Regions from separate parts of the Homo sapiens genome. Here region 2 is linked to region 1. Evidence: chromatin loops called from intact Hi-C (ENCODE). Cell type or tissue: Caco-2. All regions are shown on one strand. Links, peaks and the distances in the headings refer to the core of each region. The heading gives the core; the rest is flanking DNA.

Region 1 (13,757 bases), core at 5,758-13,757:
GTTTCATCATAGATACGACGTGCAGCGTCAGTGGTTAGGGTGACTACACAGTCCATGTCACTTGCCAGATGCCAAGAAATAACCATCGCAGCTCTATCATCTTCAATTTGTGCTAGATGTGCAATCTATAACCCATTTTCATAAAGTAAAAAAATATAAAATCCATATATAAAAATTTGATATTATGTTAAAAGCCCAAGCCTAGGTAACAAAAACTTCTCTGAAACACATGAATTAAAAATAAACTGTCAAGTTGTCAAAAACTTAACTTGAATATATTAAACATTGTATTCTGATATTAAATTAAAATTTCTTTTTCTAAAGATTAAACTCCAGTAAAGTTGCAAATGAGCAAATAAAAATATTAGGAATTTTTCCTTCTTTTCTCAGACCGTTCAGGGATGAAATAATTAGAAATTTTATTAGCTAGTAATATATACTTTTTTCACATTTTAACACTATAAATGGGATCTGTCTTATTGGTAGAATATCATAAAGTACACTTAAATAATATACACATAAAATAATGCAGTTAAACATAAATACAGTTAATAAGCCCTTCCCTTCTAAGTAAATACTTTACTCCAATATTATAGTATTCCTTTCAGAAAACAAATCTAAACATCACAAATAAGAATTGTTTCTTCTGCTGCTCAGGAGGCTGAGGAAGGAGGATAACTTGAGCCCAGGAGGTAGAGGCTGCAGTGAGCCGAGATTGTGCCACTGCACTACAGTCTGACAGAGCAAGACCCTGTCTCCAAAAAAAAAAAAAAAAAAAAAAAAAAAAAAATTGTTCCTTTTGCTTCTGTTTCTAGGAACAATGCTTTGGAGCTTAGAATAAATAAATAATTACAAATCCTTCCTTCAGTCACAAGTATTCTTTTTCTTTCCCTCAGGTCAGACAGGTAATGTGCCAACAGTGTAACAAGGTTCAAGGGTGGCATATCTCACGCATGTGCGTGAACACCCAATCATCAACAAGCATTCTTGTTCAAAGTCAAGTCCACCAAGATTGGACTACTGTGGCCAGTATCAAAGCCTAGTTCATTGTGCTAGGATGGTGGTGTCTACCCTTTAATCTTACTTGATCTGGTAGCACAAACCTACTCTAGCAATAAGAACATTGTGTGTCACTTTTAGAAACATCAGGCTGGACATGGTGACCCAAGACTGTATTACTAGCACTTTGGGAGTTCAGGCAGGCAGAGTGCTTGAGCCCAGGAGTTTGAGACCAGCTTGGGCAACATCACGAAACCCCATCTCCACTAAAAATACAAAAAATTAGGGGGGCATGGTGGCACGAAACTGTAGTCCCAGCTACTTGGGTGCTGAGGTGGGAGGATGACCTGAGCTCAGAAAGTCCAGACTGCACTGAGCCGAGATGCACCACTGCATTCCAGCCTGGGCGACAGGAGTGAGATCCTGTCTCAAAAAAAGCCAAAAAACAAAACACATCCTAACATCTACCCTTATATTCTAATTCTCTAGAAGTTAGTGGAAGAAAGGTAAGAAAATGAACATGCAAAAAAACTAGTACATGTAAACGAAAATGAAAACAATGTTCTAGCCAATGGAGAAAGAATTAGTAGAGGCAAATGAAATGTAAGCAGAAGAAATGGCTTACTTGTGACATTTAGATGTGTTTTGTAAAAGAAATACCATGATACTGTCATAAAACCTATTTAGAAGGGCATGTTAAGTATAACTATAATATGTTTAACTGAAAAAAAAATCTTAAAACTGCTACTACATCTTCCTCATTTAGAGATGGGATTTCAAGATATTTGGAATTAAGGAAGAAATGTGTAAAATATCTAAGTTACTTGAGGTATTCACGATGTTAAAAATAAATACATTTTGAAGTTTGGGGGAAAAGTCTCCCCTTGTTCCTACTGTATTTCTACGATTATTTATTCTAGGGTTTTTTTATTTTTTTGAGACAGAGTCTCGCTCTGTCACTCAGGCTGGAGTGCAGTGGCATGATCTCGGCTCACTGCAACCTCCGCTTCCCAGGTTCAAACAATTCTTCTGCCTCAGCCTCCTGAGTAGCTGTGATTACAGGCACATGCCACCATGTCTGGCTATTTTTTGTATGTTTTATTAGAGACGGGGTTTCACCAGGTTGGCCAGGCTGGTCTCAAACTCCTGACCTCAGGTAATGCGCCTGTCTTGGCCTCCCAAAATGTTGGGATTACAGGTGTGAGCCAACGCGCCCGGACTATTCTAGTTTTATAATAAATGCCAGGAAGAGTATTTTTTAAGGAAGCGAGGGAAAAGACTAAGGATGACATGGAGGGACTGTAAAGTTTTCTCCTACTGGTTAGGGTAGGGTTTGTATTTCTGAGGGGACAAAAGAGAAACTATGTAAAACGAAATTTCAAAGATTTCCCCCAGATTTTCAAGACATGCAATGGGAAATATTTAAAAAGGAGACTTTAAAATACATTTCTCTTGCTAAAATTTATATGTTGGTAAAAATCTCACATATTGTCCAAGAATTTTGTATTGGATGAACTATTAAAATGTGGAAGCCATATATTTATATGCTTAGGATCAAAGAACTGCTTTTTTCTAAAAATTGGAATAATATTTTAAAACATTGTATATTAGCAACTTGTTTCCTAATACATAAATTTATATTTAACTTGAATTAAAATTCAATTTTTCAGTTTGCGGATCTGAGGTTTGGGTAATAACGTAACACGGTTTTGGTCATACACATTGCTACACGTTACCCCCTATTTTCAGTGGACAGTATATTTGTGAAGTTATAGGGCATATAAAAAAACTATCACAGACTTTAGAGTCAGAGAGACCTTGAGTCACATCTAAGCTCTGCCTTTAACTATATTTTAACAAGTTATTTGAGCTCCCTGAATTTCAATTTCTTTATGTATAAATGAGAAATACTACAAATAATAGTTCATATGGTGGTTACAAAAGTAGAATATACATGCAAAGGCAATAACCAAAGACTCCAGAGTCAGACTACTTGGGGTTTCACCCCTGGCTCTGCCACTTGCTATCTGTGCAACTCTGAGCAAGTTACTTGACCTCAGTTTCAGCTGGGCATGGTGGCACATGCCTGTAGTCACAGCTACTTGGGGGGCTGAGGCAGAAGGATCACTTGAGCCCAGCAGGTGGAGGGAGCAGCGAGCCACAGTCTTACCATCGTACTCCAGCCTGGGTGACAGACTGTCTCCCCCTCCAAAAACAGAGCTGCATGACATGAAAGCATCTCTAAGTAAACAACAAGCCTTGAACTAATAGATGTTAACAACTTTTGCCACAGCCCTCAATAGTAACATTACAGATTTCAGTTTTAAACTCTGCCAAATCCCTATTGCAATAATGAGAGCAGGTACTTTATTGGAAAGAAGTAAATTACAAAGAACCTGACACTTTTTTGTCACTTTTAGAAGACCCGTTTTAAACAAACAAGATAATAAAATGTACTGCCTTTCAAAAGGCTTAATAAACACAAACCTTTCCCAAAACATCTCCACTGCCTTTAGTATAGTTTGGAAGAGTACACGATCTTCTAGGTTTTTTCTTCAGTTCTTCTTGTTCTGATAGCTTTCTTTTCAGAAGTGCTTCAATGTGTGGCACCTATAATTTATAAAGAAAAATTAACTACAAGACCAATTACTCTTGAACCAGGCAGCCCATAATGACAGTGGAGAAAAATTAACAATTTAGATAACTAAAGAATATAAAGTTGGTAAGTAGGCATTATTAAAAAAAAAACTATCAGAAAATACACACACACACAAAGAAAACACAATTTTAAAAACCATGGTTATAGTAATATAAAGTTCCCACTTCACTGAATTTAAAAAAATCTTAGCCAAGAAATACACTACCTATAATAGGACTTCTCTTGAAACTGAGTTACACATATAAAAGAATATAAATTTTAAAAATCTAGATTGCTTTTTATTTTCTCTTATTTTGTTTACCATCACGTGTAGTGGTTATGCAGCCTTTTCAATGCAGTACTTGAACTGATGTATTATTAATTGCATTTATTGGTGTCATTACATTAAAAATACAAATTGCAATTTCTTTGAATAGAGCACTCTATCATTTTGTTAGTCATTTTTAATGTCTAGTGACGATAATGCACGTCTTTGTACCCTAAAACAACAATACTCAGAATTCCTAATAAAAACTGAATAATTGAGAAAATTGTAGAATAGACTTTAATAAAAAATCTTTCACGTATAGTTGGAAGCTGTACCTGTTGTGTTGTAGGAATGTCAATATTATGTATTTTTAGTTCATTTCGCAATTGGGCCTCTTTTAATCTTGCTTCTTCAACTTGACCTAAAATAAAAAACCAAAAATTTGCATCAATTTCTGATAGCCCCCAAATCATAGTTTTTGAAAAATATTTTAAAGTTCCTTTTGTTTTTTCCTTTTAATGTCTGTTGCTAAAATGAAAACTGATAGGTGACCATTTCAGAAATTCAAAATTAAACTATACATCTTAAGGCTCAATTCTGATATACAAAAATGAGAAAACAAAATTAATGCAACTAAAGGGAGATATGATATACTGCAAACTCCTAGTAATCTTGGATAAGTTACTTAATCTTAATCCACGAGTATACATAATTTATACATAATTGCACAAGGCTGTTCTCAAAGACTTTATAAAAACAATTTTTAGTGCTACACAAATGACATTATCTCACTACTAGATTTAGCTCCTATTATATTCTAAATATCCTTGATCTTGTGCAGGCATACACAAAAGTGAGTACTTTGAGGCAAGCGGTAAATATTTCTTGGTTAACTTGATCAAAATAACACAAGGCCAAAAACCTTAGCAAAAAAATATGACAAATGAAAAGGGAAGAGATGATAGAGCACAACTCAGAAAATGTCTTGTCTTTCAATTATATGAAACATTATTAAGAATTGCAGCAAACGTAGGCTGGGTGTGGTGGCTAACACCTGTAATCCTAGCACTTTGTGGGGGCCAAGGTGGGCAGATCACTTGAGGTAAGAAGTTCGAGACCAGCCCGGCCAACATGGTGAAACCCCGTCTCTACTAAAAATACAAAAATCAGCCAGGCGTGGTGGCATGTGCCTGTAATCCTAGCTACTTGGGAGGCTGAGGCACGAGAATCACTTGAACTTGGGAGGCAGAGGGTGCAGTGAGTGAGATCGTGCCACTGCACTCCAGCCTGGGCGACAGAGACTGTGTCTCAAAAAAAAACAAAAAACAGAAAACAAAACTAAACAAAACAAAACTGCAGCAAACTTTCTGTGAATTGACTCAAGAATAATTTACATATTTCAGTATCAGTGTGTGCTGCCCCAGATACCTCCATAGTATGACAAACTGCAGATGTTTGAAGTAAAATACAAACAGCTCATTACCCAAATGAAAAATTACATTACACATCACTCCCTTGGTGATATTATTATCCAGTATCTTTTGCCAGAAGCTAGAGCTAAATATAAACATTATTATTATGTAGAAAGCCTTAAATTTTCCACAGGTCCAGATTCCTAACAGAACGTGTTGATTTCTTTTAAGCAGGATACAAATTTATTTAAAATAAGAAATACTTCATCTTAAGAATTCTCAATGACAGTATCAACCATCATTACCACCTTTCTGAAACATTCTGTATTTTACTTGTAATTTAGGAAAGTGGAAGCTTGTTTGTGTATCACGATCTCACCTGCCTCATCATTCCCCAAAGCATAATTTTTGTCTTGAATACAAAATGACTTACATTTCATTTCATTAAGAAGCTGTTGGCTGGCTTCAAATAAACTTTTATACATAACAATAGACTGAGATAATTGGTCCTTTTCTTTTGTAAGTGCTGCCATTTGTTGCTGCTTCTTAACATCTAAGAAAAAAAATTGAGATAATTTAAATAATTTAAAAACTGACTTTTCTAAAATATGTCATAAAGTGGTTAGATAGCTAATAAACACCAAGTTAATGGAAAGCAAAACAAGGTTATCTAAAGTATCACTAACAACGGAGTTTAACCATTTATTTCCTAGAAACTTACCATTGTAAAACATGAACGGTAGGATATATGGTTCTAAGGTTCTTGATAAAAGTGGTAGCCGGGGCTCAAATACAATAAAATATTCAGTACTATCCCTTCCAGGACTACTTTCTGCCAGCACCAGACTCTGTACATATAAACAAACAATAGGGGAAAACAAGATTTAAAAAGAAAATTTACAACATATAAATGTTACATAACTCATTATGCTGTTTTCAAGTAAGTGGTTAATTTTAAAGGCCAAAGGCATAGGCTGATCCTTAAGATTCCATTAAACCATTATCACCACCACCACTACCCAAGACATACAACTTTTTACCTTCTGGTATTGGTTTGAAAGCCAAATGATCGTATCAATAAACAGCTTATGTGAAAAGTATATATGATAAAAAATTTCAAGAAAAAGTTATTTCCTTCACATTAGAGATGGCCACTTAAAATTTTGACCTGTAAAATCTTCTTGATTCTAACCTCTAAATTGAAAGCAGCATGAAAGAGCTGATAGTGTGAAAGTTATAAAAACAATCACAAAGCCCAATGCTGAGTTTAAGTTACAGCTGTTAACATGGAAATAGACCCATCAAAGTCCCAGGTGACAGAACAAGAGATTTTGAAAAGCTCTAAAGATTTTTTAAATTGTGTCTTTCTCATTAATGGATAAAAAACCTTTTGATATACTTTAAGACCAAAACATATAACTAGTAAATGACACAAATATATTTTTATCTGAAATGATTTTTTCACACAGTTCTAAGGGAAACGATAGTAGCTGTTTTTGTTTAGACTATAACAATACAATTTACAGAGAAGTAGTATTTTTAAAAAATCTAAATCGATATGGCACTGTAGGTCAATCCATGAAATAAAATTATAAATTACAGCTCACAGACTTTTTCCCAAAGAATATAGAATACAAGCCCACCATTAAACCAACTGCCAATCAGTTTCTGAATGTGGTTTTCAACAGACTTACATAAATGCAAACATGTATTTAAAAAATACTATTTGCATTTTAAAAATAAGTAACATATACTTTAGCAACTTGCTTTCAGCACTCGATTTGATCAATTCATGTGAATGTATAGATGCCAATTTAAAATTTATGTATAGTATAGTATATAGTACTATACTAGTAGTATAGTATATAGTACACTATATACTATACTATATACTGTATACTATATATACTAGTAGTATAGTATATAGTACACTATACTATACTACTCATTCATTGGGTGGCAAATATTTAGTATGTTTACAATTTTTAAACAATTATCTATAACATAGCAAAAATATATCTCCAAATGTTTCTCTGCAAATGTGTTTTCTGGGATGAATAATGAGAAGTATAAGTTTATTTTAAAAGGTAAGTATCAAATTTCCCTTATAAGAAGCTGTATCAATTTATCCTCTCACCAGCAGTATATGGGAGTGCCCAATTCCCCTTATGCTGGCCAACATTTAATATCAATCATATTTTTTTCTAAAAAGGGGAATTAAAAAGCAACCAGTCATTATTATTTTAACTAACATCTCCCTGAGTGGTACTGAAATCATGCTTCTTATGTTTACAGGTTATTTATATTTTCTTTTCCATTAATTGCCTGCTCATATTCTTTGCCCATTTATTTTTCTACCGGTTTGTCTTTTTTTTTTAATTGATTTGCAAGTAGTTCCTTAGGAGGTTTTAGAAATCTGTTCAATATATCAGTCCTTTAATTATATGTATCTAACATACAGTCATGCACCACATAACAATTCACTAACAAAGGACCACATGTACAATGGTGGTCCCAAAAGATTATAATACTGTATTTTACTATACCTTTTCTATGTTTAGATACACAGATACTATTATGTTAAAATTACCTACAGTGTTCAGTACAGTCACATACTGTACAGGTTTGTAGCCTAGGAGAAACAGGTTATGCTGCTGGGTGTGGTGGCTCATGCCTACAATCCCAGCACTTTGGGAGGCCGAGGTGGGTGGATCGTCTGAGGTCAGAGTTCGAGACAAACCTGGCCAACATGGTGAAACCCTGTCTCTACTGAAAAAACAAAAATCAGCTGGGTGTGGTGGGCACGCGCCTGTAGTCCCAGCTACTCGGGAGGCTGAGGTGGGAGGATTGTTTGAACCCAGGAGGCGGAGGTTGCACTGAGCCAAGAGTGCGCCAAAGCACTCCAGCCTGGGTGACAGAGCAAGACTCTGTCTCAAAAAAAAAAAAAAAAAAAAAAAGGAAATAGGTTGTGATATATAGCCCAGGTGTATAGTAGGCTATATCACCTAGGTTTAAGTATACTCTACGATATTTGCACAACAATGAAATCACCTGATGATGTATTTCTTAGAACATATGCCCGTCATTAAGTGATGACATGACTGCATACAGCAAAATCAATATTTCTCCTTAATTTACTACCTTAAAAACTTTTTTTTTCTACTACAGAATCAGATAATAAACCTGATTATCCAGTGTCAACAATTATCAACACATTGTCACTGTTCTTTTAATTCTGTTTAAGATATGCTTACGTACATAAAGTGTAACCTTTTTTTTTTTTTGAGACAGGGTCTTGCTCTGTCACCCAGGCTGGAATGCAGTGGCATAATCATGGCTCACTGCAGTCTCAACCTCTCAGGCTTAAGCTATCTTCCCACCTCAGCTGCCTGAGTAGCTGGGGCTATAGGTGCGTTGTCACCATGCTTGGCTAATTTTTAAATTTTTTGTAGAGATGGGGTTTTGCCATGTTGCCCAAGCTGGTCTTGAAATCCTGGGCTCCAGCAATCCTACCTTGGCCTCCCAAAGTGTTAAGGTTATAGGCATGAGCTACTGTGCCCCGCAGAAAGTGTAACTTTTAATGTAGTTAAATATAATCTTTTCCTTTTTATCTTGTTTGAAGAGGAATCTCCTATCTCAAAGTTTTATAGTTTTTAATCCCTGATGCATACCTACCAAGAAAAAAGGATAAACAGAATAACAGAAATGAAGAGTCCCAAACTGGATCCAAGTATAAACGGAAATTTGGCATATGAGAAACAAACAAATGCATATCAGAATGAAACTTAGACACTGCCATCAGAAATGTCCAGATCATGTAGGCAAATAATACAGTGAATCTGAATAGCACAATTAACAAACTTAAGCAACTACAAATTTAGATTGTAACTTTAAACAAAGCAATAATGTGGAACATTTACAAACATTGGTTGTGCTCTAGACCAGTGTTTCCTAAACTTCCCTAATGATAAGAATCACCTGCTTTTTAAAAATCAGATTCTAGAGCCCTGCTCCAGACATACTAAATCAATATGTGAGGCAGGAGCCAAGAAGGACTTGAGTTTTCTATTGATTCAGTGAGATATCAGGGTCCTCTAGTGGTAAGAGTACAATTTACATGCATGATGTGAAGAGATTTTTATATACAGCTGCTGGGGAATAGCTAAATCTCTTGTCTGAATCTCAGGAGTATATACAGCAGGTTTAGCAATTTCAAATGACCATAAGGGGGCCAAGAAAACTGGAGACAGGCCGGGCACGGCGGCTCACGCCTGTAATCCCAGCACTTTGGGAGGCCGAGGCGGGTGGATCACAAGGTCAGGAGATCGAGACCATCCTGGCAAACACGGTGAAACCCCGTCGCTACTAAAAATACAAAAAATTAGCTAGATGTGGTGGTGGGTGCCTGTAGTACCAGCTACTTGGGAGGCTGAGACAGGAGAATGGCGTGAACCCGGGAGGCAGAGCTTGCAGTGAGGGGCAATCGCGCCACTGCACTCCAGCCTGGGTGAGACAGTGAGACTCTGTCTCCAAAAAAAAAGAAAACTGGACATAGCTAAACAGGAAAACAGGTAAAGTTTTCTTTAGAAAACTTTCTTTAGAAAGAAGACTAGATGTCTTCTTCCAACACAAATCCACTCTGCATGTTAAGTATGTCTCCCCACTCCCCTTTGTTTTTCAACGTGGCTTTCATTACCTAATTTTTGTTAGAGCACAAGAAAATCTTACTTTATTCTCCACTATAATAAAAAAGGAAGAACAAGTGTGAATATAAGTGGTAAATACACATGTCCTCAATGTCAATAAATGAAAAGAAGTGGCATGGAAGCGGCTGACTGGAAACCAGACACACTGACAGGAGCAGTCACTGTTCAGGGTGCACATACAGCTGGCTAAGAGAATCCTCACCCAGTGTTGACAGATCTTTAGATTTCACCAAATAAATTAGAAATGCAGATTTTTATGTAAAAATTCCAGAACTTTAAATGTTGGAAACTAATTACAATGAAAATGCTGTACTGGTCAGTCACTGCCAGACCAATTGACAAGTCTTCAGGCCAGGTACAGCTGGCAGGCTCCTACCGTATAAGCCTAATTTTACTGAAACAATGTGATGCTGCAATGAGTTAGACACAGAAATGAACAACAACAAAAATACAAGAAAAGGTAACATTTCATATCTATTAGTACTGTTAGAATTACTGAAAAGATATCAAGAAAATTAATGGATTTGAAAAAGGGTCAATAAAATCCAGATATATCAAAAATTAAAGAAATTAAGGATATCAGAGATAGCACTGTGAATATGATCTGCCCCTCCAATATAAACAAAGGCAAGTTCTAAAAACAAAAGAACATCTCATGAAAAAGTACTTATATACCAAAGAGCACTAATATTTTTAAGAAAAAAATGAAAATTCTAAAAGAAATGGTCGGTAAACAATCTTAGAAAGATTAAAACCAAAAAATATTCGACAAAAATAAATTTTTAATCAGATACTTGGTTAGAATTTTTAAAAGTGTTCACACATATAGTGTTGCTAATATGAGTAAGATAGACATATACTTCTGGCAGGAATATAAACTGAAGAGCACTGGCAGTAACTACCAAAAGGCTTAAAATATGCATATCCTATCTCTAACGCATTCTGCTTCTAGTAATTTCTTAAAGAAATAATATATGCAAAAGGATATATAGTCATCCCTTGGTATCTGTGGGGTACTAGTTCCAGGACTCCCATAGATACTCAAATCCATGCATACTCACATCCCTGATATAAAATGGTGTCGTATTTGCATACAGCCTATGCACATACTCCATATACTTTGAATCATCCCTAGATTACTTAGTAATAACTACTAAAATGCTATGAAAATAGTTGTTGTATTGTTTATGGAATACTGACAAGAAAAATGTATGTATTCAGTACAGATGAAATTTTTTTCCTAATTATTTTTGAATCTACAGATGTGAAACCCACGGATATGGGGGGCTGACTATACATAGAAGAAAGCTAATGGAAGCACTGTTGATAAAAACAAACTTTAGAAAAGAACTAAATTTTCACTAAGGATTGATCAAATAAACTGTGGTCATTAATATACAATGATGTAGGCTTACTTTTACTAAGAATATATTAGAGATGTTGAACAAGAAAAGATTTTTATAAAGGCACAATTCTATTAATGAAATTTTACACCCTCCGAACATGTATATAAATCATATACACACATGGTATGCAGGCAGCATTAGTGTATATGCCGAAACTCTGGAAGGTAATACTAAGTTGCTAAGCATCTATTATCTCTGACAGGTGACAATATCTTGATTATTTATGGAGGTTCTTGCACTGTATATTTTTAAAATACAAATAAAACTATTTTCATTTTAGAAAAAAATGAGTAACAAAGACAAGTTGTTTAATTAAAATTTACCTGGGCTACATTTTTTGTTTCTATCCACATAACGGCAGCTTTTCAATGAAACATAAAACATCACGTACTGTCACTAAAGTTAAAAACAACTAGAATCAGAGAAAGCTGTTATCCCATAGGAAAAACGAGAGTCTTACTTATAAAGATCTTGGGTTCAATTTGTAATAGCAAAAACAGAAAATATTTCAGCTGACTTCCCAATTTAGTGCTATGATTAGAACATCTTCATAGCTATACAAAAGAAAAGGTGTCTTAATATGGTGGTTAAAAGCATTAAATACAGAAATTCTATCTACCAAAAGATATAAAAAATTTACCATGATTTCAGCCGAACCATTCACGAAGGGGAATTCAAGTGTTCTAACTTTCCCAATAAAAAGTGGGGTATCAGTATCTTCCTCATTAGAGCCTTTAATGGTGGCTATTATAGTGCCAACCAAATCAATTCCAGTATGGTTGTCGTAGTCATCCTTAAAACAAAAAATGGAAAACAATTAGAGAAACTGATGAGAAGATTAAACCCAGAGAAGAGCATGTACAAATCAGAAATAATACAGAGAGCCCCCAACATTAAATTATCTGGATCTTTCTTAGTCTAAGCACAAAATTCAGTTCTAAGTTTGAGTGTTCCACAGGCAAGAAATAGTTCCAGAAACCATAAAAGAACAAGAGACTTCAATACAACAGTTCCTACCTTACTAAATTACAAGGACTCCCATTTTAAAATATCACCTTTTCATGTACTTTTAGTACCTACAGATGTGAAAAAGTGCTTAATAAGTTATTATAAACTTGTAGTGACTTTAAATATTTTATTAACACCAGCAGCACCTGTATACATTTGAAAACCAATAGGCCTATATGTGTTTCTCACAATGTTCGGTGCTTATATGATATTCAAAGACCCTTGGAGTAATTCTATGGCACCGTTTACCCCAACAAGATGTTTTGGGAAAAGAAGAGATGTCTAGGGAAGAATAACCCATCATCTAAAACAGGAAAATAAACTGAAAGTAGACAAGCATCCCACCAACCAAATTTTCCATGAAGGTGCAGTCCCACTACTGTGTTTTACATGTTTTTGTTAATATTTTTGACAGCTGTGTTGCTGCTTATGCTTCATGAAATCTGCAGCCTTGGAGGAGCTCTGATTTTCTTTCTTAACTATGAGCAGTCATCAGAACAGATCTCTTTAAAAAAAATACTTATGTCCTTCAGTCCCCTCAGTGAACCGGACATTGAAGAGTCAATATAGTTCACACTCATTCGTGATAGATACACTAAACAGGTGAGTAAAGGTATGTATTAGAAAAGGTAGCAGCTGGGTGTGGTGGTTCACAGCTGTAATCCCAGCACTTTGGAAGGCTGAGGCAGGAGGATAACATGAGGTCAGGATTTCAAGACCAGCCTGGGCAACACAGCAAAACACAGCAAAACCCCACAGAAAAAAAATTTAAAACTAGCCAGGTGTGGTGCTGTGCACCTTGTGGTCCCAGCTACTCAGGAGGCTGAGGTGGGAGGACTGCTTGAGGTTGCAGTGAGCTATGATTGTGCCATGCTACTCCAGCCTGGGTGACAGAACAAGACCCTGTCTCAAAAAAAAAAAAAAAAAAAGGTAGGCAGATTGAGATTTCTGCATTTTGAGTCAGTTCTGCTTATTATTCTGAATTCATTTTATGTATAATGTTATATATTCTCTATTTGTATTCAAATACAAAGATATTTATAAATATTTAATTCATCTGCACAAGTTTTCCCTATAACCTTAATCAGAGTAACTGACAGAATCCATACAAATAATTTTGTACCCTAAAATCAAAGATAATTTTTCTTGTTACCCTTCGCAGTTTTGGAAGAAAATAAACATTACCGTGATACTAAGATGTAGATCTCTGACCAAGGTCCTACTGGCAACTGAGCGAACATTTGAAACAGCTGGTGTAGGTGGTTTAATTTTAGGTACTAACTTCACAGGTTGATTAGGCAGGACTTCAACTATAACCTT
Region 2 (17,116 bases), core at 3,608-11,607, 60 kb before region 1:
TATTTGTGCATGTATATACTTGTACTAAGAAAATATCTTCATTTTATTTCCTTTTCCTTTATCGTGTGACATAAGATTTATTGCCTTTATCTCAGCATTTAAGTATTGTTAACTTTATGTAATAGTATTTGGGTTGGGAATTGATGCGTTTCCATCTGTACGAAGGATAGTTGTATTATGTTAGGCATAATTATGACCTCATTATTGTCTTTATTTGAATATTATGTATGATCTCAGGAGATATATATGGGTTCAAGTTGACAAGGGGTGGACTTGTGATGGTTAACACTGAGTGTCAACTTGATTGGATTGAAGGATGCAAAATATTGATCCTGGGTGTGTCTGTGAGGGTGTTGCCAAAAGAGATTAACTTTTTTTTTTTTTTTGAGACAGAGTCTCGCTCTGTCGCCCAGCTGGAGAGCAGTGGCACAATCTATGCTCACTGCAAGCTCCGCCTCCCGGGTTCACGCCATTCTCCTGCGTCAGCCTTCCGAGTAGCTGGGACTACAGGCACCTGCCACCATGCCCGGCTAATTTTTTTGTATTTTTAGTAGAGACGGGGTTTCACCGTGTTAGCCAGAATGGTCTCGATCTCCTGACCTCATGATCCACTGCCTCGGCCTCCCAAAGTGCTGGGATTACAGGCGTGAACCACAGCGCCCGGCCAAGATTAACATTCGAGTCAGTGGGCTGGGGAAGGCAGATCCACCCTTAATCTGGTGGGCACAATCTAATCAGCTGCTGGCAATTAAAGCACGCTGAAAAACGTGAAAAGGAGAGACAGGCCCAGCCTCCCAGCCTACATCTTCCTCCTGTCCTGGATGCTTCCTGGCCTCGAACATCGGACTCCAAGTCCTTCAATTTTGAGACTCAGACTGGCTCTCCTTGCTCCTCAGCTTGCAGACAGCCTACTGTGAGACCTTGTGATCATGTAAGTTAATACTTAATCAACTGCATAGACAGACAGACAGATAGATAGATAGATATAGATATAGATATAGATATAGATATAGATATATATCCTATTAGTTCTGTCCCTCTAGGGAAACGTTACTAATACAGAAGGTCATATACCAGTTAAACTCTGCCATCTTGTCTTGTGCGCATGCTTAAGCACACTCACCCAGCTCCTGAGATCTTATCCGGAAGCTGCTGATCACCACCTTCAGGTGTTTTCTATCTATTGGGAGCCTGCCCTTCCCTGGCTCTGGCTGAGACCAATTATTATTTTAGAGAGACAGTTAACAACTGCAGAACCATCACCTGATGGTCGCCTGACATTCCTGGTGTGTGTTGGGGGGCGTGCAGGGGAGCTCTCTCCTGCCCTGCTCATGCCTGACTAACTACTATAACAAAATCACCAACAAAAAGCACAAAAATGCAAAAAATATAGTACTGAATTTACCATGAAAAGGATACTTATCTACAGTGTGAGCTGAAACAAGAAGGCAGGGTTTGGCTTTCTTGTACGTTGCTGGCAAACACACACATCAGGCAACACACATTTTTCACCGCTGTGTGCATATCCACAAATGACCATGAAAGTGCCATAAATGTCACTCTTGAGGCTACAAATTTTAGAAAGTGAATTCACAAATAGGGAATCCATGAATAATGAGAATTAATTATATTTCAACTGTCAGAATAATAAGTAAATGCCACGTGGGGGTGGGTGAGGTGAAGAAAAGTTCTTGGAATTTTTGGCCGTCAAAAGATTTCTTTTTTCAGTGAGAATATTGAGGGCTGGGTGCAGTGGTTCATGCCTGTAATCCCAGCACTTTGGGAGACTGAGGCGGGCAGATCACCTGAGGTCAGGAGTTCGAGACCAGCCTGGCCAACATGGTGAAAACCTGTCTCTACTAAAAATACAAAAATTACCTGGGCGTAGTGACGTGCGCCTGTAATCCCAGCTACTCAGGAGGCTGAGGTGGCAGAATCACTTGAACCTGGGAGGCGGAGGTTGCAGTGACCCGAGATAGTGCCACTGCACTCCAGCCTGGGTGACAGAGTGAGACTCAGTCTTAAAAACAAAAAAAGAATATTGAGGACGTGTTGCATATTGAACAGTGTACCAGGCAATCTGGGTGCCAGAGAAAAGCAGTTCTAGTCCTGTCTCATCTTAATGGATGAGTAAGACACAGACATATGAAAATATGCAATGACTTCGGAACACTGTAAATTACAATCAACAAATAGAAGACAGCATAGTGAAAACCTGTGTACCTGGGTGATGATGAAGAAATAGACCTTGAAGCAATCAGAAAAGTTGAACATTAATTAGGAAAGACTGTGGAGTGGTGTGGGTTTGAGCTGAGTGTTCTCTTTCTTGTTTGGTTTGGTTTTGCTTTAAATCAGCCATGATATCCAAAATGAATGTGATTTGCAAGAGAGGGTTAATGTGACCTTGTACACTGGATGTTTTTAATAAATAAGGAAAGGCAGGGCCGGCTGGTAGATTAGCTAGACCGAGATACACGGCCCTGCAGTAGCTAGGAGGGAGAGAGGGCAGGGAACCAGGTAAGATTGAGGAGCGGTGGACTTGAGGAAAGGGTGCAGGATATGCCACTGTGAAAAGATGCAGTGGGCCAGGCGCGGTGGTTCACGCCTGTAATCCCAGCACTTTGGGAGGCTGAGGTGGGCAGATCATTTGAGGTCAGGCATTCAAGACCAGCCTCACCAACATGGTGAAACCCTATCACTACTAAAAAATACAAAAATTAGCCAGGTGTGGTGGGGTGCACCTGTAATCCCAGCTACTCAGGAGGCTGAGGCACAAGAATTGCTTGAACCTGGGAGGCGGCTAGCTCAAAAAAAAAAAAAAAGAAAGAAAAGAAAAAAAGACACAGTAAAGTCTAGTGGGGAAAAAAACCCCAAAAACTCTAGTTTGTTTTCTCCCAGAGAAAAGTAGGGAGACCACATGTCCTGATTTGCCCGGTCAGTCTCAGTTTGCTTGTGTTGTAGGTCGGTAACACTGTTAATTATCTTTAGTGTCTCTTTTCGTCTTCAAAAGTGCCTAGTTTTGGGTAATAAATTATTCGGTGATTCTAAAGGACCCAGAATGAACTGAAAGCCACACGATGTTTAACAAATCTTGATAAAGGCTACATCAGCAAGTATCAATGCACTAGTAAAGTCAGGAAGGGAGACAGAGCTGGACTGTCAGTCATCACTCTTTCCAGGACAGGTTCTTCTCTTATTACCTTATGGATTTTGGTAACTTTTGAAGTTTATATATATGTTTTTTAAGTTGAATAAACACTTGACACTTGGTGGTTTAGTTGGTTGTGGATGAAGCAGGATATTCGCATGTGCTTTCCTTGGCTTTATCTTTGCAGACTTCATTACTTAAAAGTTAATCATCAGAGACATACTTCTCAACTCATCCTCAGGAGCTAAGTAAGAAGAACACAGACGCATGGTGCTATAGTCTATTTAAATGTGCTGGACTGGTTATAGCAAAGTTAAATATCACAGAGCAGGTTCTGCGCATGTGCCGTCCACAACCTAAGCCACGTTGACACCTTAGAACAATTTTTTCTTTTTAGATGGAGTCTCACTCTGTCGCCCAGGCTGGAGTGCAGTGGCGCAATCTTAGCTCACGGCAACCTCCGCCTCCCAAGTTCAAGGGATTCTCCTGCCTCAGCCTCCCGAGTAGCTGGGACTACAGGCATGTGCCACCACACCCGGCTAATTTTTTGTATTTTTAGTAGAGATGGGGTTTCACCATGTTAGCCAGGATCGTCTCGATCTCCTGACCTCATGATCTGCCCGCCTCAGCGTCCCCAAGTGCCGGGATTACAGGCGTGAGCCACTGCATCCAGCCAGAACAATTTTTATTTAAAAAGAGTAAAACATAGCAAGGCACAGTGGCACACGCCATGAGGTCAGGAGTTCAAGATCAGCCTGGCCAAGATGGTGAAATGCCATCTTTACTAAAAAATACAAAAAATAGCCGGGCTTGGTGGTGGGTGCCTGTAATCTCTGCTACTTGGGAGGCTGAGGAGGGAGAATCACTTGAACCCAGGAGGTGGAGGTTACAGTGAGCTGAGATCACGCCACCACACTCCAGCCTAGGCGTCAGAGCGAGACTCCATCTCAAAAACAAAAAAAGACTAAAACAACATAGACAGGCATGGTGGCATGTGCCTGTAGTCCCAGCTACTCAGGCTCTTAGGTTTTTGGTGAGAATGTTATACTTTGATAATATTTACATTAGAAAACTATGATCCACAAATATATTTATTGAGACAGGGTCTCGCTGTGTCACCCAGGCTGGAGTGCAGTGGCATGATCATAGCTCCTTACAGCCTTGAATTCCTAAGCTCAAATGATCCCCCCTGCCTCAGCCTCCCAAGTAACTAGGATTATAGGTGCATGCCACCACTCCTGGCCCACAGACATTTATTTTAAAAACAGCTTTATTAAATTGGAATCCCCAGTAGTGCAGTGAAAGTTTCTTTTAAGATTGCAACACATTGGAACTAAATTAAAGTATCTTTTTTTCTAATGTTCTATTTTTCCCAGAAATCCTGGCATCACTTTGCCCCCAAAAAACCCTTTAGAAAGCAAAACCTCAGAATATTCAAGAAATCAAATACTTTGTTTTTGTGTTTTTTAAAGTTAGGGAAAAACTTGTAAGAGTGCAATAGAATATGAAGGCAGGGTCCTCCTTGACCCCTCGACACTCTCTAAACAGGAAACGCTCATTTCACCTTGCTTTTTCCATTAGTCAAAAGATAGTAGCAGCTTTGATCTGTCCATAGCATGTTTATGTTGTTTTAGTTTTTTCATTTTCCCTGCTTGAGAATTTTTTTTAGGGTTTTTAAACAGTTTTGAGGTCAGAAAGTTCCAAGTTCAAATCATGTGATGATTTTTTTCGTTTTAAGAGATGGTGTTGGGCCAGGCGCGGTGGCTCACGCCTGTAATCCCAGCACTTTGGGAGGCCGAGGCAGGCAGATCACAAGGTCAGGAGATTGAGACCATCCTGGCTAACATGGTGAAACCCCATCTCTACTAAAAAAATACAAAAAAATTAGCCGGGCGTGGTGGCAGGCGCCTGTAGTCCCAGCTACTTGGGAGGCTGGGGCAGGAGAATGGTGTGAAGCTGGGAGGCGGAGCTTGCAGTCAGATGAGATCGTGCCACTGCACTCCAGCCTGGGTGACAGAGCAAGACTCCACCTCAAAAAAAATAAAATAAAATAAAAGAGATTGTGTCTTGCTTTGTCACCCAGGCTGGAGTGCAGTGGCACAACCGCAGCTCATTGCAGCCTCGAATGCCTGGCTCAAGTGACCCTCTCACCTCAGCTGCCTCTTGTACAGCCTGTAGAACCATGAGCCCAATAAACCTCTTTTCTTTACAAATTACCCAGCCTCAGGTATTCCTTTAAAGCAACACAAAACAGACTAAGATAGGGCCTGAACTGGTTCAACTACTTTGGAAAACAGTCTGCATTACTATTTATATTTGAACAGGTGTGTACTCTAAAACCCAGCAATTGCACCCCTAGATATATATACCCTTAAGGAAATCTTGGACAAGTGCACCAGGAGACTTATATTAAAATGGTACCCAGCCTGGGCAACATCATAGATAATCAGCCCAGTGAATTTTCACAAAGTGAACATAGCCATGGAACCAGCATCAGGATCATGAAGCAAAACACGACCACCCCTGGAAAGCCCCTTGTGGCTCCTTCCAGTTATCAACAGTACCCCAAAGTCACATCCGTTCTGACCCCCAACACCAGTTTTTCCTTTTTTTTTTTTTTTTTTTAATAAAGATGGTGTCTTGCTATAGTGCCCAGGCTGGCTTCCAACTCCTGGCCTCGAGTGATCCTCCTGCCTCAGCCTCCCAAAGGGCCGGGATGATAGGTGTGAATCGCTGTGCCCTCCTGTTACTTTTTTTTTTTTTTTTTAAGCAGAATCTTGCTCTTTCATTTAGGCTGGAGTGCAGTGATGCAATCTCAGTTCACTGCAATCTCCGCCTCCTGGGTTCAAACGATTCTCCTGCCTCAGTCTCCTGAGTATCTGGGGCTACAGGTGTGTGCCACCACACCCAGCTAATTTTTGTATTTTTAGTAGAGACAGGTTTTCACCATGTTGACCAGGCTGGTCTCGAACTCCTGGCCTCATGTGATCCGCCCGCCTTGGCCTCCCAAAGTGCTGACATTACAGGAGTGAGCCACCGAACCAAGCCCCAGCTATTAGCTTTGAACAAAGACTCATCAGAGGAAAAGCTTGTTTCTTATTTGTCTTATTCATATTTTATCCCTATGCCTGGCACAGTTCCTGGTGCATAATACTTGTTTAATCACATAGGTCAAATGAGTGAGAACAAGCAGACAGGCATCTGACTTTTACAAGACAGTTGACCAAATTAACATAATAATATACAGGGGGAAAGTGATGCTTGATTTCGATGAGAACTAAGATCCAGGAATGCTAACTCAGAAATGAGTTGAAAATTCAAACTTTGAACAGAAGACTACACTTTAGTTTTCTCTTGTAACAATTGTAAACAACTGTAATCAATCTAAAGCTCTGTAAAGCTTTGCTTAGGACTTCCTCAACTGTCCTACAAACACATGCACTGTCCCTGCTGAGGCCGACCTCCGGGGACCTTGTGTCTCCGTCTCACTTGTCAGCGACCCTGTGTTACAGAGACCCTCCTGCCTGACCAATGCAGCCAAGAAATGACTATTTTCAGCCTTCCCTGCCCGACTCCAGGGCCCGGTCAGTCCGAGGACAGAATAGTCATCCTCTCCCTAGGCCAAGCATGTGACCCCAGCCTGAGTGCTTCCCGCCCCAATGAATGAGATAATGAGAGGCCAAATAAGGTTTCAAAACACGCATTGCCTCAGAATTACAGTTTTCCTTAACTGTACTTTTAAATAGCTGGGATTAAGAGCCAAGCACTGCCAAATCGCAGCTTAGCAAGAGAGATCTGTCAACTGTGAGAGATAACAAAAGAAGAAAACCCATTTCAAGCTTTGAACTGCTGTTCCTAAATGATTCCCAGAGAAATACAAATAAATTATATCTTTTGAAGGGCAGATTCATGATGAATGATCTTGTTAGATTGGGGTTCCAAATACTTATTCAAGATACTTCAGAATTTTAAAGGAGCACTTTGGGAGGCTGAGGCAGGCAGATCACTTGAGGTCAGGAGTTCGAGACCAGCCTGGCCAACATGGTGAAACCCCATCTCTACTAAAAATACAAAAATTAGCTGGGCATGGTGGCAGGCACCTTCTCAGGAGGCTGAGGCAAGAGAATCGCTTGACCTCGAGAGGCTGAGGGTGCAGTGAGCTGAAATCATGCCACTGCACTCCAGCCTGGGCAACAGAGCGAGACTCTGTCTCAAAAAAAAAAAAAAAGGTAAAGGGAGCAAGTCTTGACCATGAAAATGACTTCATTTAGAGGATGCTGTCCTCCAATCTGCCCCACTCTCCTCCCCAAAGATCTGTGGTAATTTCTCAGAGATAAGCCTTCAAAGACTCCAGGCAGAGCTAAAGCCCCAACTGGAGATACACAAATCCATTTTATCCACATTGTAAGCAGTCTTCAAAAACAGGAATGTTCAAGCCAGAAACACATTGAATTTGCCTGAGAAAGCTGAGTGGAGAAAGCAATTCTTTCTCCTTTCTACCTCTTTCCAGTTACGTGTGATTGGAGGCCCTTCAGCCAGTGTAATCTTTGCCCAAGCTGCTCCTCTGTGTGGGATGGCAGGGCTAACCTCGCTGCCTGGAGAACTTCAGCTCCACCTACAAGACCTCTGTCCTCAGCCCTTCTTTGAAGCTTCTCCGGTGCCTCCAGGCCCTCTCAGATGTTACAACAAATAACTGAGAAAGAATTTATGGTGGAACTTAGCAAATCAGCAACAATGACAAATCAACAAGAAAAAGACAAACAATCCAATAGAAAAATAGACAAAAACTGGAATCTGCACTTCAAAGAAATACGAAACTCAAATGGCCAATAAATGCCAATATGCTCAACCTCATTAATAATCATGAAAGTACAAGTTAATACCTACTTCATGAGTTAATATCTAATACAGTCGGATCATGCTACATGCCTGACAGATGGAAAAAAATTTACAAGTCTGACAATGCCCAGTGTCAGTGAGAATATGGAGAGAAACGGTCATGTGCTCCTGGTAGGGGTACGCTATCATTTGGGCCTCTGTCCCTCCAAATCTTATGTTGAAATGTGATCCCCAAGGTTGGAAGAAGGGCCTAATGGGAGATGTTTGGTTCATGGGGCAGGTCCCTCATGAATAGATTATTGCCCTCTCTGGGGAAGGGGGTCAGTTCTCACTCTATTAGTTCTCATGATTGCTGGTTGTTAAAAAGGAGCCTGGCACTCGCCGACTCTCCTGCTTCCTGTCTTGCCTTGTGACCTCTGCACATGTTGGTGTCCCTTTGCCTTCTGCCATGAGTAGGAAGTAGCCTGAGGCCCTCATCAGAAGTAAGTGCTGGGGCCACGCCTCTTGTATAGCCGGTAGAACCATGAGCCCAATAAACCTCTTTTCTTTATAAATAACCCAGCCTCAGGTATTCCTTTAAAGCAACACAAAACAGACGAAGATAGGGTCTGAACTGGTCCAACTACTTTGGAAAACAGTCTGCATTACTATGTATATTTGAACAGGTGTGTACTCTAAAACCCAGCAATTGCACCCCTAGATATATATACCCTTAAGGAAATCTTGGACAAGTGCACCAGGAGACTTATATTAAAATGTTACTCAGCCTGGGCAACATAGTGAGACCCCATCTCAACAAAAAAATTTTAAAAATTAGCTGGGCATGGTGGCATGCACCTATGGTTCCAACTGCTTGGGAGGCTGAGGTGGAAGGATCGTTTGAGCCCAGGAGGTTGAGGCTGCAGTGAGCTGCAATCACACCACTGCACTCCAGCCTGGGTGACAGAGTGAGACCTTGTCTCAAAAAAAATTAAAAAAGTTCCAGTGATGTTTACAATAGCCAAAATGAGAAACAACTGAAATCTTTATTAAAAGTAAAATGGATAAGGCCGGGTGCAGTGGCTCATGGGTGTAACCCCAGCACTTTGGGAGGCCAAGGTGGGCAGATCACTTGAGGTCAGGAGTTCAAGACCAGCGTGGCCAACATGATGAAACCCCATCTCTACTAAAAATACAAAAATTAGCCAGGCGTGGTGGCATGCACCTGTAATCCCAGCTACTCAGGAGGCCGAGGCATGAGAATCACTTGAACCTGGGAGGCAGAGGTTACAGTGAGCTAAATTCACACCACTGAACTCCAGCCTGGGAGACAGAGTGAGACTCTGTCTCAAAAACAAAACAACAAAACAGAAAAAGTAATATAGATAAATTGTGGTACATCCACACTATGGAGTACTATACAGCAGCGAACATGGATGACTACTGATGTGCACATCAATATGAATGAATCTCACAAGCATGTTAAGTGAAAGAAACAAGTTAGAGAAGACTCTTCCATTAAAGTATATATTTTTTATTTCTATGAAGTTCAAAAATGTCAAAACTAACCAGTGGGAGCCTTTGGCAGGTAATTAGGTCCTCAGGAGCCCCCATGAGGGATCAGTTCTCTTATAAGAAGAGGAAGAGAACTAGCTCTCTTTCTGTCATGTAAGGATACAGGGAGAGGTCAGCTCTCTGAAACTGGAAAAATGACCCTCAGCAAGAACCCAACCCTGCTGGCATCCCAATCTGACTTCCAATCTGCAGAACTGTAAGAAAGAAATTGTTGGCTAGGTGCCGTGGCTCACGCCTGTAATCCCAGCACTTTGGGAGGCCAAGGTGGGTGGATCGCTTGAGCCATGGAGTTCAAAACCAGCCTGGGCAACATGGTAAAACTCCATCTCTACAAAAAAATACAAAAATTAGTGGGGTGTGGTGATGCCCACCTGTAGTCCCAACTACTCAGGTGGCTGAGGTGGGCGGTTTGCCTGAGCCCAGGAGGTAATGGCTGCAGTGAGCTGTTATGGTATTACTGCACTCCAGCCTGGGTGACAGAGCAAGACCCTGAAAAAAGAAAGACAAAGAAACAAAGAAAAAAAGAGAAAGAGAGAAAGGAGAGAAAAGAGAGAAAGGAAAAGAAAGGAAGAAAGGAAGAGCAAGAAAGCAAGAAAAAGAAAGGAAGGAAGAGAAGGGAAGGAAGGAAGGAAGGAAGAAAGAGAAGGGAAGGAAGGAAGGAAAGAAAGAAAAGAAAGGAAAGAAAGAAGGGAGGGAGAGAGGGAGAGATTGCTAATCAGAACAGTTCGTGGCATTTTGTTATAGTAGCCCAAGCTGACTAGGACAAGGTGTATTCAGATTTTCTAATTTCTTCATGATTGAGTTTTAGTAAGTTGTGTATTTCTAGGAATGTGTCCATTTCATCTAGCTTATCCAATTGGTTGGCATATCCATACACATTTTAAACTCAGGTTGTAAAAAATCCTCTTTCTCATATTCCCCTTCAAAAAACTATTGCTATTAGTTAAGATTATGATTATTTTATAAATAATATTTTTGTAATATTTTTCTTTAATTCTATGTAGATTGCAATTTTAAAGTTTTTAATTTTCTAACTAATGCTGGCATATAGAAATACAATTGATTTTTATATATTTATTTTGTATCCTGAAATACATCTGGTCTTGTTTCTTTATTCCTAATTATTCCTAATAATGAGGTTGAGCATATCTTCGCTTACTGGCCACTTGAGTTTCCTCTTTTGCAGTGCAGATTCCAGCCTTCTGTCTTTTTTTTTTTTTTTTTCTTTGAGACAGAGTTTTGCTGTTGTTGCCCCAGCTGGAGCTTACTTACTTACTTACTGTCACCCATGCTGGAGTGTGGCGGTGTGACCATGACTCACTACAGCCTCCACCTCCTGAGCTCATGCAATCCTCCTGCCTCCGTCTCCTGAGTACCTGGAACCCCAGGCCTGTGCCACCACACCTGGCTATTTATTTTTTTTTATTTTTGTAGAGAGAAGATCTCACCATATTGCCCGGGCTGGTCTTGAATTCTTGGGTTCAAGTGATCCTCCTGCCTCAGCCTCCCAAAGTGGTGGGATTATAGGTGTGAGCCACCACACCCAGCCCATAATGGCAGGTTATACATGGCATAATGTATAATGGCATATAATGGAATAATGCCATAATGCCATAAAGGCAGGTTATACATTAGCAACATGGACTTCCACTCACCAAGGCCATCCTGGCTATAGCCACTGCTACTGCCCAACCTGCCAGAAGTCAACACTGAACCCCTGATACGGCACTCTTCTCCAAGATGGTCAGCCAGCTACTTGGTGGCAGATTGATTACATTGGACCGCTTCATCATGAAAAGAGGAATGTTTTCTTCTTACTAGGATAGACACTTACTCCGAATATGGATTTGCCTCCCCAACATGCAATGCTCCTGCCAAAACTACCATCTGAGGACTTACAGAATGCCTTATCTTCCATCAAGGCATGCCACACAGCATTGCTTCTGACCAAAGAACTCACCAAAGATGTGTGGCAGTGGGCTCATGCTCATTAAATTCACTGGTCTTACCCTATTACCCACTGTCCTGAAACAGCTGGCTTGACAGAATGGTGAAATATCCTGTGGAAAACTCAGTTACAGGGCCAGCTAGGTGGCAGTACCTTGCAGGCCTGGGGCAAGTTTCTCCAGAAGGCTGTATATGCTCCGAATCAGCGTCCAATATACAGTGCTGTTTCTCTGGTGGCTGGGATTACTCCTAGTGATCCACTAGCACAATTTTTGTTTCCTGTTCCTACAACTTTTTCCTCTGCTGGCCCAGAAGCCTTGGTTCCAAAGGGGGTAGTGTTTCCACCAGGAGACACAACAATGCTTTCACTGAGCTGGAAGTTAAGACTGCCATCTGGCCACGTTGGACTCCTCATGCCTCTGAGTCAACAGGTCCAGAAAGGAGTTACGGTGCTGGCTGGGGTGATTGATCCAGGGTACAAAGGGGAAATTGGACACTACTCCACCATGGAGGTGGGGAAGAGTATGTCTAGAATACAGGAGATCCATTAGGGCATCTGTTGGTACTACCGTGCTCAGTGATTAAACCAATGGAAAAACAACAGCCCAATCCAGGCATGACTAATGACACGGACCCTTCAGGAATGACCCCCCTGGGGGGTCAGCCTACCTGGTAAAGAACTATGTGCTGGGTGGGCATCATCTGGTCCCTTGAAGGAACAAATAGAAAAAAATAGGCAAACTCTCTTTTTTTTCCCTCACTCTCTCTCTCTGTCTGTCTCTCTCTCTCTCTTTCTTTTCTCTCTCTTTTTCTCCTTGAGCTGGGACATCCATCTTCTCTCACCCTTGGAGATGGGACCTCTTGAGTCTTGGGACTTTGGACGCCCCCAGGACATACATCAGCAGCCTCCCTGGTTCTCAGGTCTTGTGTATGGAGTGGGAGTGACACCATTGTCTCCCCTGGTTCTCAGGACTTCAGACTTGGAATAAATGATACCACTGGCTTTCCTGTGTTTCCAGACTGTAGGTGGCATCTTGTGGGACTTTTCAGGCTTCATAATTGCATGAGCCAATTCCCATAATAAACCCCCTTTTTATATAACTATGTATTTATATTGTATTGATTCTGTTTCTCTGGAGAACTGTGACTAATATTGTTGCCATACAAGTATCCATTTCTGTCCCTGTTTTCAATTCTTCAGGTATACTCCTAGGAGTATAAATGCTAGATCATATGGTAATTATACTATATCTTTTTGAAGAATCGCAATGGCACCATTTTTTTTATTCCCATCAGCAATGTATGAGGGTTCCAATGTCTCCATGCCCTTGCCAATTCAGATGCTCCTCAACTTACAATGAAATTGTTATGCCCCAATAAACCCGTCATACACTGAAAATATTGTAAGTTGAAAAGGCTTTTTTTTTTTTTTTTGAGACCGTGTCTCGCTCTGTTGCCCAGACTGGAGTGCAGTGGCACGATCTTGGCTCACTGCATCCTCAACCTCCCAGGCTCAAGCAATCTTCCCACCTCAGCCTCCCAAGTATCTGGGACTACAGGCACATGCCACCATACCTGGCTAATTTTTTTTTTTTTTTTTTGTAGAGACAGGGTTTGACCATGTTGCCCAGGCTGGTCTTGAACTTCTGGACTCAAATGATCTGCCCGCCTCGGCCTCCCAAAGTACTAGGATTACAGGCATGAGCCACCACACCTAGCCAAAAATGCATTTAATACACCTACAACCAGCCCAGAAAAAGATACGGTTTTCTAGTGAATGCATCTTGCTTTTGCACTGTCATAAAGTAAAAAAAATCCTGTCAAACCGTTATAAGTTGGAGATCATTTGTACTTGTTATTTTCTGTAGGTGTTTTGTTTTTTAAATTATAGACATCCTAGTAGATGCGAAGTGGTATTTCTTTGTGGTTTTGATTTACATCTTCCTAATAACTAAGAATGTTGAGCATCTTTTTATGTGTTTATTGGCTATATATTTTCTTTGGAGTAATGTCAGTTCAAATCCTTTGCCCATTTAACAATTGGATTTTCTTTTTGTTTTTGAGTTTTAGGAGCTCTTCAACTATTTGGGATATTAAATCCCTATGAGATATATGATTTACATATGAGAATCATATATGATGTCTCTTATTCTGTAGCTTAGCTTTTTCACTTTTTTGATAATGTCCTTTGGTGCAGAGAAGTTTTGAGTTTTGATGAAGTCCAATTTATTTATTTTTAATTTTGGTGTTGGTGTTTTTGTTGTCACATATAAGAATTTATTGCTGATTCCAAGGCCATTATGATTTACCCCCATATTTTATTCTAAGAGTTTTATCATTTTAGCCCTTGTATTTAGGCTGTTGATCATTCTGAGTTAATTTTTACTTACAGTATGAGGTAGGCATCCAACTTCATTCTTTCCCATGTGGAAATCTAGTTTTCCCAGTACTATTTTTTGAAGAGTCTATTCTTCCCCCATCAAAGGGACTTGGTACCATTGTCAAAAATTGGTTATAGGCTGAGCGTGGTGGCTTATGCCTGTAATCCCAGCACTTTGGGAGGCCAAGGCAGGTGGATCACCTGAGGTCAGGAGTTTGAGACCAGCCTGGCCTACATGGCAAAACCCCGTTTCTACTACAAATACAAAAATTTGCCAGGCATGGTGGCAGGTACCTGTAATCTCAGCAGGCACCTTGAACCCAGGAGGCGAGGTTGCTGTGAGCCGAGATTGCACCACTGCACTCCAGCCTGGGCCACAGAGCAAGACTCTGTCTCAAAAAAAAAAAATTGGTAATAGATGTATGGGTTTATTTCTGGACTCTCAATTCCATTGCATTGGTATATCTATCTTAATGCCAGTACTGCATTGTTTTGATTACAGTAGGTTTGTATTAAGTTTGAAATGAGGAAGTGTGAGTCTTCTGACTTTGTTCTTTTTCAGGATGATTTTTTTCTGTGCCCCTTGCAATTCCATATGAATATAAGGATCTATTTTCCTTTTTTGCAAAAAAGAAAAAAAGCTGTTGTTATTGTGGTAAGAATTGTGTTTACTTTGTAGATCACCTTGGGTGGTTTTGACGTCTTAGTATTCAGTCTTCCTACCTAAGAATATGGGGTGTTTGTCCATTTATTTAGATCCTTAATTTCTTTCAGCAATATTTGTAGTTTTCAGTGTACAAGTCTTTCTGCTCATTGTTTAAATTTATTTCTATGTATTGTCTTCTTGAAGATACTATTATAATTAATCACTTTCATAATTCCTTTTCTGATTTATTGCCAGTGTTTAGAAATTCAACTGATGTTTGCATGTTTATCTTGTACTCTACAACTCTGCTGAATTCCTTTATTAGGTCTAATAGCTTTCTTGTGGATTCCTTGGGATTTTCATATATAGGATCATAACTTAGAATAGATGGTTTTGCTTATTCCTTTTTAATTTGAGTGCCTTTTTTTTCTTTTACTTGTCTAATTGCTCTGGCTAGTGCTTCCAGTACCATGTTGAATACCAGTTGTGAAGGCAGCATTCTTGTCTTGTTCCTGATCTTAGGGGAAGAATTTCAGTCTTTCATCATTGAATATAATGTTAGCTGTGGGTTTTTCATAAAGGCCCTTTCATTATGTTGAGAACATTCCCTTCCATGTCTAGTTTTCTGAGTGTTTTTATCATGAAAGAATGTTGGGTTTTGTTAAATTCCTTTACTACATTAAGATGATCATGTGATTTTTTTTCATTCATTCTATTAATGTGATATATCTGTTGGTTTTTCTTTTCTTTTCTTTTCTTTTTTTTTTGAGACAGAATCTCACTTTGTTGCCTAGGCTGGAGTGCAGTTATGCAATCAAGGCTGACTGTAGCCTCAACCTCTCAGGCTCTAGCAATCTTCCCAGCTCAGCCTCCTGAGTAGCTGGAATTACAGGCATGCACCACCACATCTGGCTAATTTTTGTGTTTTTTGCAGGGACTGGGTCTCACTATATTGCCCAGGCTGGTCTCGAATTCCTGACCTCAAGCAATTCACCCATCTTGTCCTCCCAAAGTACTGTGATTAGTTTTTTAAATTTTAAGACAGGATCTCTCTGTCTCTGCAGCCCAGGCTTGAGTACAGTGGTACAATCATGGCTCACTGCAGCCTCAACCTTCTGGGCTCAAGAAATCCTCCTGCCTCAGCCTCCCAAACAGCTAGGAGCACAGGTGTGCACCACCACACCCAGCTAATTTTTTTTTGTTTTTTGTAGAGACAAGGTTGCGCCGTGTTGCCCAGGCTAGTCTTGAACTCCTGGGCTCAAGCAATCCTCCCGCCTTGGCTTCCCAAAGTGCTGGGATTACAGGTTTGAGCCACTGCTCCTATTTAATTGAGGAGTTTAATCCATTTACATTTACATTTAAGGTAATTTCTGAGGATTACTTTTGCCATTTTGCTATGTTCTGTAGTCTTATACATTTGTCCCTCATTTCCTCCAATACTTCCTTGTGTTTAGTTGAGTTTTTTTTTTGTTTGGTTGGTTGTTTTTTTTTTTTTTTTTTTTTCATTTGTGGGGAACGATTTTGATTCCCTCCTCATTTATCTATGTAGGTTTTTTTTTAAGATATCTTCTTTGTTGTTCACATGAAGTTTGCATTTAACTTTCTAAATATATGACAATATAATTTGAATAGCATTTGAGATAGAAAAAAATGAAGTAGCTTTCCTGCCATCACACACTCATCACAGAATACTTCACTTCTGGTCACCAAAATATGTGGAAGTTTTTCCCCACACACCACGCGATTCTCCAGTAGACAGCAACTGGGTGTCCTACAAGTCAATTCAACAGTGATACTATCTACTTGGAGTTAGAGTCAGAGCCCACAGGTTATGGGCTCAATTGCACGGGATAGCCTGCCCTTTCATATGCCAAGTACAAGTAGTAGCTTGTCACCTATTTTTCTGTCCAAGTGGCTATAAATTGGAGTTCCAATGACCACATCCTTAGTTTCAGTTAATTTTCTAAGAAGGCTCACACGACTCAGGAAACTTGTATTTACTGGTTTGTTATAAATATATTACAAAGGATACAGATGAAGAAATACATAGGGCAAGGTATGTGGGAAGAGGCATAGACCTCCCATGCCCTCTCCAGGCACACTACCTTCCAGGCACCTCCAAGTGTTCAGCAATCCAGAAACTCTTTAAACTCTGTCCTTTTCTTTTTTTCTTTTTTTTTTTTTTTTAATGGAGGCTTCATTAGATAGGCACAACTGATAATATTGGCCACTGGCAATTATCTCAAACTTCAGTTGCTCTGTCTTCCCCAGATGTTGGGAGAGTTCTTTTGGCAATCAGCCCCCATCCTGAGGCTTTCCAGGTGCACCCAGCCACCAGTCATCTCATTAGCATACAAAAAGACATTTATCACTTAAGACATTCCGAGGATTTTAGGAACTGTGTACCAGAAAATGGGGAGGGAGGGAAGACCAACTATGTATTTCTTACTCTAAATCACAGTATCACAGTAGTTACCAACTTAACCTCAATAGTATACAAAAACATTGCTCCTATCAACTTTGCCTCCCCCAACTCTTTTTTTTTTTTTTTTGAGACAGTCTCGCTCTGTCGCCCAGGCTGGAGTGCAGTGGTCCCATCTCA

The links. Hi-C counts contacts between places; a loop is a spot of excess contacts. Peaks named below come from ENCODE experiments on the same cell type or tissue, not always from the same donor. Only the 100,000 strongest peaks of a DNase experiment are listed, where the experiment ranks them.
Region 2: it touches region 1 in a loop (12-fold over the local background); 2 of 110 quality-filtered maps call a loop at or near these places.

What each region holds. Positions count from the first base shown.
Region 1 is chr18:2,762,102-2,775,858 of GRCh38, reverse strand. SMCHD1 (structural maintenance of chromosomes flexible hinge domain containing 1) reads right to left here. Exons shown (of 48, transcript NM_015295.3): 36 at 13,623-13,754; 37 at 12,070-12,222; 38 at 6,039-6,165; 39 at 5,751-5,870; 40 at 4,241-4,326; 41 at 3,487-3,609; 42 at 1-125. It also overlaps the pseudogene LOC124904372. Among named protein-coding and RNA genes, the nearest start is that of EMILIN2, 78 kb to the left of the region's middle. In Caco-2, for the core only: a CTCF peak has its summit at 9,399 (motif pointing left); no DNase peak of the experiment used is centred there.
Region 2 is chr18:2,816,431-2,833,546 of GRCh38, reverse strand. No RefSeq gene overlaps it. Among named protein-coding and RNA genes, the nearest start is that of EMILIN2, 22 kb to the left of the region's middle. In Caco-2, for the core only: no CTCF peak of the experiment used is centred there; DNase peaks (open chromatin) are centred at 7,746 and 8,436.